Linked DNA regions of Homo sapiens: all the other regions are linked to region 3. A link is a contact called in ENCODE Hi-C data. All regions are on one chromosome and are shown on one strand. Each heading gives the region's core, a stretch centred on a gene start or an enhancer-like site at or near the end of the contact. The rest is flanking DNA. Distances are from core to core; before and after follow the strand shown.

Region 1 (3,020 bases), core at 342-2,841, 820 kb before region 3:
TAATTTGCATACGTTCACAAAGCTCTGGACTCACAGCTGAATGACAAGTTTCCTCACTTTGGTTTTCCATCATCCCAGCATCCTGCGTGTTTTAGGTGTTCAAAAATATTCATTGAATAAATGAAAAAGTATACATTTTTGTACAAAGCATCTTCCCCAATGTCTCAAGTTGGCATTCTGCTAGATCCTGAGACAGATATGTCTTTTAATTATCTGATTCCTCTAATTCCAAGTGACTTGTCAAAACATATATATATTGAATGCCCATCCATGGTTGACTAGATTCCAACAAATTGGCAGACAGATGATACATATTACAAAGGAGTCTTAATGCTTCTTCGTGGTGATTTTCTATTCACCATCTCAGTGGGAAAGACTACTGGGAAAAGCCTTCAGTTACCTCAACGTTCACTGCTTATGTTCTAGTAGCCTAGAGATGAATACAGGTTTTGGGAGGCTGGAAGCTTAAATAATTTGGGCAAAGCTCTTCTAGGCAAAGAATGTCAAATTACTAAGACAAAGTTAGGCCAGGGCCTTGGATTGGGACCCCTGGAAAGGAAGACCTCTAAAGATTACGCTTCATTAGCTTCAAGGTAAATCCACTTGTGCTTGTATTCAATACCCATGTCAAATGATTTCAATGAAACCTAAATTCGTGAATCACATTATGTTAGAGCTATAAAATCTTTAAGAATCCTCCCATCTCAACCATCTTCATTTCATAGGGGAAGCAAAAGAAACAAAATTGTTAGGTCCATCAGGGCCATGTGATGAGACCAGAAGCCAATTCTATCCTATTGGTGCAATTTTAAGTGTCCAATTCACTCAAATAATCATTAAACACTCATCTTAAATGTCCTGCTGTTCCTAAAAATTCAGAGATGGCCAGAAATGACTCCACAAAATTAAAGGTGCTTTAAGATTTTTGTTGAATCTAAGCATAGCCCAATAAGTGTTCAACAGCAACAAGAATGAACAATCTTGTTACTAGTTTCATTGTCCCAGCCACTAAGAAAAAATAAGAAAGTCCACTGATAGACAAATAATAACCTAAAGCAGAAATTCCTACGTAAGAACAGTTTACATTTGATCCCTGTCCTTTTAGTGAAAGAAACACCTGCTGGAACCCCTAGAGCCTTTTTCAACCTTCATGCTATAGGAAAGATCAACAGACCTCCATCTGCCGGACCGTGTTCATTCACATAAAATAATGAGGGAGTGACATGCTACAGCCTGGCAGGCAAGCCAGGGCCAGCAGGATGGCCAAACTGTCTGATGGAGGGGGTCCCACTGCACTATTAAAGAGAAGAAATCTATGGAATCACCTTCTCCTTAGAATCCTTAAATGTATGAAGGAATCATCTTAAGAGATTGAGTTTTACACAGGAGCTCAAATGTCTCTTGGAATTTTAGCAAGCCCTCCACTTCTACATAAATAGAAAGGTTATCCATGTACCTTTCTTGGGACTGTGGCCAACTCCTTCTCTTTGTCTGCCATTTTTTCTCCCCCAAAATATGTTGGGGTGTCATTACACAGGAGAAGGTACTAAAGCACCAAGGCGGCGTACTGCGTTAGAAATCTCCCGTGACTTCCTGCTAGAGACGCCCCTAGCTGTGTTGCTGCTGCTTGTCAGATCCTTCCTGCGTGCTGCACAGTGGAGATACCCAGGTTTTCTACTGAACACAATTATTGACAAAGGAGGAAATGTGACCACAATTATTGACAGAACCACAATGATTGATGGGACTTTGTCCTGGTTTGGGTTTTAAGGATACCAAAACATAACGCATGTAATTTGGTCAATTTAAAAAATTGCTGAGACCAGATGAACTATAAATAAAATTAAAATGGCAGAAATAACTGTATCTAAGCAACATTAAGGATATTAATTTAACCTTACCAAAAAATCAGGAAAAGCAAATGCAAAGATTATCAGAGAACACTGATTCATTCTCCCCTCCACCTCATCATAGATATAATTTCTAGTCTTTACTTACATTAAGTACACTGTTGTAACACAAGAAATGTTGTGTAATAATAGTGTCTGTTAAATGGGATATTTTAACATATGTTATGAGAAATATAAAAAGTCAGTGTGACTATGAAATGCATCATAATTTTGCATTTGCATAATTTTCTGTTTAAATGCATAATGCTCATGTTATATTAGCTTTAGAGGCACAGACTACTTTTTTTTTACATAATACAATTAGTCCACGGAGTGAACAAAAGAAGTGAACAGAAAGAAATTAGCACAAGGACTCGACTGAAATGGACCATAGGACATTTGAAGCTGATACATTTACCCAGGATGGCTCGATTTGGAGCACACCAGGGAATTCACACTGCCTCAAAAAATTTTCTAGAGAAGCCGTTAAGACCCTAACAACATACTAAGTCCCACCAGTAGGACATTCATTTTCCCAAATGCAACTTTCATATTCTCACCAAGCTGACAGACAAACATCAACCAAAAGTTAGACTTTATGTTTAAGGAATCATATAATGCTTTGGAACACCACATCCTTTATATTAAGGTAATCATCAGGTGTAAGTTACGGTTTTTGGTGACTCATCTTGATATATACATTTAAATTTTCATTCTACACTAAAGACGGATTCCAAACAGGCATCTACATTTATTAAAGGCCAAATTCTTTTCCCACAGTCTAGGGGCCACCAGCAGCTTCTCTATAGCAGCTGCCACCTGCACATTCCTGGCTGCTTCTTGTCCACAGTCCCCAAGGCAAATATGCCCAACTGTGTCCACTGAAGGGGACTAATTTTAGAAAATAAAAAGAGGCCACCAATTTGGCCCCAGTAGGGCCCATACATTTTGACTAATCTGGCATGCAGATGCAGTGCAACAAATTCCCCTAATGAACCTAAGAGTAAAACTGTAAGCCTTTTTCACTCTAACCCCCTTGTGTACTTGATGTGCCTTCTCTCACAATATAAAGATTCCCAGAAGGCCAGGAATACTACACAATGCGGACAACAAGACACATAACATGGCTTC
Region 2 (3,231 bases), core at 428-2,927, 810 kb before region 3:
TCACTCTGTTGAGGGGAAATTACCTAAAATCATTTTCAGCTTCTTTTCTTTGCAGCAATTTTTAATTACTTGGTGCATTAAATTAAAATAATAAAACTATAAAATTAGAACTGGCCTAGAATATTTTTAAATGTACTACATAAAAGATGATACAATTTTACTGTGAAAAAATTATACTTCAATTAGCCTTTAATTCATAGCACTGAAAACAGTATGCAAATTATTTAATCATTCAAGATTAGACATTTAGAACAAATTGCATACTTAAACATGTATAAAAGGATGGGCATTTCAGGTATTTTCAGGAACCATTATATACTACTTTAAAAATACTTATATTGTGACAGTTTTTAAAATATATAAGAATTATTCAACAGTCAGGAGCTTCTTCAAAAATTCCATCTATCTTGCATTTTTACTTCATTATAGAAATTCAAATAAGCAAGTTAGCGATGATTTTTGTTCCATAAGACTTTGAATAGGAGTCCTATATTTTTCTAGGTGGCAAAAACTGGCCCACCCACTGGGCTTTTAAATAATACTAATCACAATCATCATCATAGCCCTAGGATAAACTTTCACTTACATTTTCTCATTTAATCCTCAATAATTCTATAAGGCAGATAATACATGAAATATGAATATTCAGTTTAAGGATGAGAAAACCAAAGCTCAGAGAGGTTAAATGCCATGCCCAAGGTCATGCCCTAACAAATGGCAGTAAAAGATCTTGAAGTTGGGCTTTCAGACTCTAACTAAATACCATTACTTTCCATAGTTTGCACTGAGCTGTATCTCACTGTACTGCAGCTACATATTACTTGAGGAGGAAGAGCCATAGGCATAACAGGATGGAAATGGATAAAAGAGCTACCAGCCACCATGAAAAGAAAAGAGAGATGAAGCTGCTCTTCCGAAAGAACAGCCTCTCTCCTCGAAGGGGAAATTTCCAGAGATGCCCACCCACTGCTATGGCAATGCACCCTGCAGGGCCTGCCCCACCAGCTGACTTGCCTCTCCCAGGAGCCTGCAGATCTCAAGCCCCCCAACTCTTCCTTCTCTTAGCCGCTACACTTCTCTCACTAGATGCTTCTCAGAAAAGGCCAGGGAAGCTCTTCTTGGTGACAAAAAAGAATCCTGAACACCCATGAGTTAGAAAGAAAAGGCAGGTCTAACACTAACAGTAAAGTTTTGATAACCAAAAATCTAACGTCACAATTCCATATTAATCAGAAAACCAAGGTGGGCCATTTGAAATGTACAGTTGCACATGAGAGCTTTCAATAACATATTCATAGGATTTCTCAACTGTGTCCTTTGAGAATTAAAATTTCTAATTATCAGAATTTTTATGTTTTTAGTCTTCCACGATAAATGGCAGAAACTCCATCAGCAGGAATTTGTTTTGGGATATCAAAGAAATGGGCAGGATACCATGTCCTTGACCCACATTGAAGAGCAGGTGAAATCATCAAGGTAGATAAATAAAGATATTGTTACAAAACAGAAAAACAACTAAAGCACCATATTTGCCCTTTAAATTTTCAGGAGTTTATCTTAACTGCCCAATAAAGACTATTGGGACACATGTCCAGCTTTTCCTCATCTTCATGTTTTACATTTCTCTTCCTTTGTAAAAGCCCTGCTATCTGGCTATGCTCTTCAAGCTTTAACTTTCTAACATTTCCCTGTGGTTTAGATCAAAGTGACCATATATCCATTTATGTTTCATGTGTTTTCATGTTATTCAGTTGAGACTTGCCTTAGATCTTTGCTCATACCACTAAATTTACTTTTCTGGAATTCACCTTCCAGAATTAAGACTCCAAACTCTCACCTCTATTTTATTTTTTATTTATTTATTTATTTTTGAGACAGGGTCTCACATCATTGCCCAGGCTACAGTGCAGTGGCATGATCATGGATCAATGCAGCCTCAACCTCCCAGGCTCAAGCGATCCTCCCTACCTCAACCTCCCGTGTAGCTGAGATTACGGGCATGGCCACCACGCCTGGCTAACTTTTTATTTTTTGTAGAGACAGCCTTGCTTTGTTGCCCAGGCTGGTCTTGAACTCCTGGACTTAAGCAATCCTTTTGCCTCGGCCTCACAAAGTGCTGGGATTACAGGCGTGAGCCACTGCACCTGGGTCACCTCTATTTTAATTTAAGTATGTTAATTTCATTTTAGTAATGCTGCAGGCCTAGAGTACATCCAAGTCTAAAGGCAGATATTTCTTAGGTAAATGAAGATATAACTGCAATTGCCACTTATCATCACATCTACAAGTTTGTGCCCTAAAAATACTAAGAGGCTTAACCACAATCACACATAACAGAGTGTCTTTTCTTCCTCTTGTGCTTACTATATTCCTCTACTAAAATGACTTGTATACTTTTACTTTTATTTTTCTAAAATGTCACCTTTAGAGTTTCGGTTTCACAAGAATAATTATTTTTATATACACAACCGGGCACTCACCTTGCAGCAAAAGAATAAGAAGTTAAAAATTCCACATTTCTGCTCACAATAAGAAACAGTAACCCTACGCATCTCCCCCTTAGCTATTGAAAAAGCACCAAAATAACAGATGCTTTAATGTCCTCTTGCATGACCACCTTCTTGCCCTGTTTTCCCTATTCAATCTATGATCTGCTCCCAAATACTTCCCAATTTATTGTCCCACCACTTTATCTCATGTTGCTCCTTTTGACTATTCTGCCTTTCTCTTCCATCTTTATCTAGAGAAACTTTTGAGGTACCATTCAAATGCCAGATTCTCTAGTGGATATTGGCTTTTCCTCCTCTAATCCCTCAAGTACCTGGTTCTCTCCCCAGTGTCCACCCTCTAGGGTGACCAGATTTAGCAAATTAAAATATAGGCTGCTCAGTTAAATTTGAATTCCAGATAAACAACAAAGAATTCTTTTTTTTTTTAAATTTTTTTAATTTTTTTTCACCCAGGCTGGAGTGCAGTGGTGTGATCTCGGCTCACTGCAACCTCCGTCTCCCAGGTTCAAGCAATTCTCCTGTCTTAGCCTCCTGAGTAGCTAGGATTATAGGCATGTGCCACCACACCCAGCTAATTTTTATATTTTTAGTCGACGAGGTTTTGCTATGTTGGTCAGGCTGGTCTCAAACTCCCGGCCTCAAGTTATCAGCCCGCCTCTGCCTCCCAAAGTGCTGGGATTACAGGTGTAAGCCACCATGCCCAGCCAAATTCTTTAGTATA
Region 3 (3,217 bases), core at 133-2,632:
CAGATCACAGACCAGTGAGAGTTGGTTTATGTTGATCCATGGTCATAGCTTTTAATTATTAATGATGATATATGTCTATCCATGTCTGATTTTAGAGATGAAAATATGTATATTGGAACTTAAAATTTGTAATGCTTCATCTGAAGTAGTTTATTCTACACTAATAATGGAGTCATTTTAGATAGCAAGGAAGAAAAATTTCTCTAAAGATGTTAAATACTGATTAGCTAAGTTGCAGGTACTTTTTGATAACTTTAGGACTTGGGTCAAATTATCTTATACAGTTAGATATTTATTTTTAGTGGCTTTTCTCTTTAATATTTTAAATTCTGTATATTCTGAGTTTGCTTAATATTAGATTTAAACTATTTTTCTTTCTTTTTAGGGGCTTCACAAAGGTCAGAGTTCACATTCGGCAGGTCCTAATGGTGAACGACCTCTCTCTTCCACTGGGCCTTCCCAGCATCTCCAGGCAGCTGGCTCTGGTATTCAGAATCAGAACGGACATCCCACCCTGCCTAGCAATTCAGTAACACAGGGGGCTGCTCTCAATCACCTCTCCTCTCACACTGCTACCTCAGGTGGACAACAAGGCATTACCTTAACCAAAGAGAGCAAGCCTTCAGGAAACATATTGACGGTGCCTGAAACAAGCAGGCACACTGGAGAGACACCTAACAGCACTGCCAGTGTCGAGGGACTTCCTAATCATGTCCATCAGATGACGGCAGATGCTGTTTGCAGTCCTAGCCATGGAGATTCTAAGTCACCAGGTTTACTAAGTTCAGACAATCCTCAGCTCTCTGCCTTGTTGATGGGAAAAGCCAATAACAATGTGGGTACTGGAACCTGTGACAAAGTCAATAACATCCACCCAGCTGTTCATACAAAGACTGATAACTCTGTTGCCTCTTCACCATCTTCAGCCATTTCAACAGCAACACCTTCTCCAAAATCCACTGAGCAGACAACCACAAACAGTGTTACCAGCCTTAACAGCCCTCACAGTGGGCTACACACAATTAATGGAGAAGGGATGGAAGAATCTCAGAGCCCCATGAAAACAGATCTGCTTCTGGTTAACCACAAACCTAGTCCACAGATCATACCATCAATGTCTGTGTCCATATACCCCAGCTCAGCAGAAGTTCTGAAGGCATGCAGGTTAGTGTGGGAAAGTTCATCAAAGTGAAAATGTTTGACTTACTGGCATGATCAGAATGCTGAAATTTGGACCGTTTAAGATATGGGAAGTAAGCAAAAGATGGTGTAGTCATTCATCTAAGAGTTTGACAGAAGCTTTATTTTGCTTAGATGTTGTAGTCAAATCAGATGTGAGAAGTATTCCTGTAAATTGCTTATTTTGAGTGGGTGTGTCTGATTGTGCTGTTACTGCCCTCTACTGGTTACTAGGTTGTCAGCTTCAGTGTGATTGACTTCGCTCTGGGGATTTAAACAAGAGAATGGGTTAAATCATATTTGGCCAAATACAGCAAGGCTGGAAAACCCTATGGGTTTTTTTTTTTTTTTTATCAGAGCCTATTAAATGTTAGGCTAGGAATGGACCCCATCACTTATCAAGGCTAGTCTTTGCTTACAATTGAGAAAACTGGACTGTTTGAATCTAGAAGAGGTTATAAAGCAGGCAGAAGAGGAAGGAAGAGGTCAGGGGCAATGGGCAGTGGAGAGACATGACAGACTGTCAGCCATTCTGGAAGGAGCCAGACATATTCTGCTAGTCTAGGAAGGGCAGGGCCTCAGAAATTTATGAAGAAATGAACCTCCTCTGTCCCACAAAAGAAGAATCAAAGGATCAGGCAGCATCATCTTTCTCTGATATTTGGAGGACATATAGATTCTTACTGGCCTTTTCATTGTATATGACACATATATAATTTTTCTCATTTACTTGTAGTTGTTGTCCTCTATAAGTGACTAAATCTTGAATGAAATTTAGTTAACATAACTGGAACAAACAAATAATTCTGTAATATTTTCTGATACATTAAATGTTAAGTTTGAGCAGACATATAGTAGATTTTAAAAAGATCTTTTTTTGGTTGTAGATTGTCATGATATATAGAAAATAACCATTCTATAAATAGAAATTATAAACATTAGTTCTAGTTTGGCTACATTGACCATTTAATATAGCTTTTACATTTTAAAGTTCAAAACAATTCTTATTTATAGCCATATAAACCTCTTCCTGCAGTTGCTAGTACTTATATGTCTTATTTATTGTTATGTAAAAGTGTGATTATCTTTTCTGTTGTTCAGATTATTTTATTAGAAGGTATCCTGGGTCTACCGTTAAATGTTTGTCACTGACGAATGATTGAGGTGAAATTAAATTTTATTTATATATAAGTTTGCTGCTTGGGAGGGATGTGGGGTAGGAGCAATGGAGTATGGAGAAGAAATTTCAATTAATTTAAATTTATCGCTTTAATTGTGACACTAGAACTTTACTATAAATTACACTATAGTCATTTTTCTTTAAAGAGTTTGAGTGTTAAAAATACCTTTTGGTCTGTGTTTTCTTTTCTTTTCTTGTCTTTTCTTGTCTTTTCTTGTCTTTTCTTGTCTTTTTTTAAGACAGTTTCGCTCTTGTTGCCCAGGCTGGAGTGCAATGGCGCGATTTCAACTTACCGCACGCTCTGCCTCCCAGGTTCAAGCGATTCTCCTGCCTCAAGCCTCCCAAGTAGCTGGGTGGGATTACAGGCATGCAGCACCACACCTGGCTAATTTTGTATTTTTTAGTAGAGACGGGGTTTCTCCATGTTGGTCAGGCTGGTCTTGAACTCCCAACCTCAAGTGTTCCACCTGCCTCTGCCTCCCAAAGTGCTGGGATTACAGGCGTGAGCCACTGTGCCCAGCTGGTCTTTGTTTCATTTTCTATTAGTTTCTATTTCTGTTAGTTTCTATTTCATTATTTCCTGTCAAATTTTAACTATTTAGTTGTTATTCTGACATAGACTAGGGCAGAAATTACATCCTTTTTTATATTTTATTTTTTTCTTTATTGGGTCCACGTTGTTGGCAGCATTTTCCTTAGTGACCTACAACATGGTGATTGCTGTAATTAATCTTAACTGTCTTACAAGATTTTTTAAGGTCAGTAACTTAAGAGGACATTGGATGATCTCTAAATGAAATTCTTCTAAAGCATATAGTGAGGTTCTTGAGTTCCTAAAATTTGTTTCTTTAGAAATTT

What was found. A loop is a pair of places that touch in the nucleus more often than their neighbours do. Pooled maps may share reads with other maps.
Region 1: a loop to region 3 is called in a map of naive thymus-derived CD4-positive, alpha-beta T cell, with 10 times the contacts of the local background. The contact joins two enhancer-like sites. A Hi-C loop is called at or near these places in 2 of 168 maps with a recorded cell type or tissue (MCF 10A and naive thymus-derived CD4-positive, alpha-beta T cell), 3 of 37 single-sample maps with no recorded cell type and 13 of 50 pooled maps.
Region 2: a pooled map shows a loop between it and region 3 (4-fold over the local background). The contact joins two enhancer-like sites. A Hi-C loop is called at or near these places in 1 of 168 maps with a recorded cell type or tissue (MCF 10A), 2 of 37 single-sample maps with no recorded cell type and 7 of 50 pooled maps.

What each region holds. Positions count from the first base shown.
Region 1 is chrX:44,244,325-44,247,344 of GRCh38, forward strand. The region is part of intron 7 of EFHC2 (EF-hand domain containing 2); the gene reads right to left. Among named protein-coding and RNA genes, the nearest start is that of EFHC2, 98 kb to the right of the region's middle. Within about 2 kb of position 1,592, at least 2 of the 41 ENCODE cell types and tissues checked have a DNase peak (open chromatin) inside an H3K27ac peak, as active enhancers do.
Region 2 is chrX:44,263,419-44,266,649 of GRCh38, forward strand. The region is part of intron 3 of EFHC2 (EF-hand domain containing 2); the gene reads right to left. Among named protein-coding and RNA genes, the nearest start is that of EFHC2, 79 kb to the right of the region's middle. Within about 2 kb of position 1,678, at least 2 of the 41 ENCODE cell types and tissues checked have a DNase peak (open chromatin) inside an H3K27ac peak, as active enhancers do.
Region 3 is chrX:45,069,194-45,072,410 of GRCh38, forward strand. KDM6A (lysine demethylase 6A) reads left to right here. Exons shown (of 30, transcript NM_001291415.2): 18 at 386-1,164. Among named protein-coding and RNA genes, the nearest start is that of DIPK2B, 130 kb to the right of the region's middle. Within about 2 kb of position 1,383, at least 3 of the 41 ENCODE cell types and tissues checked have a DNase peak (open chromatin) inside an H3K27ac peak, as active enhancers do.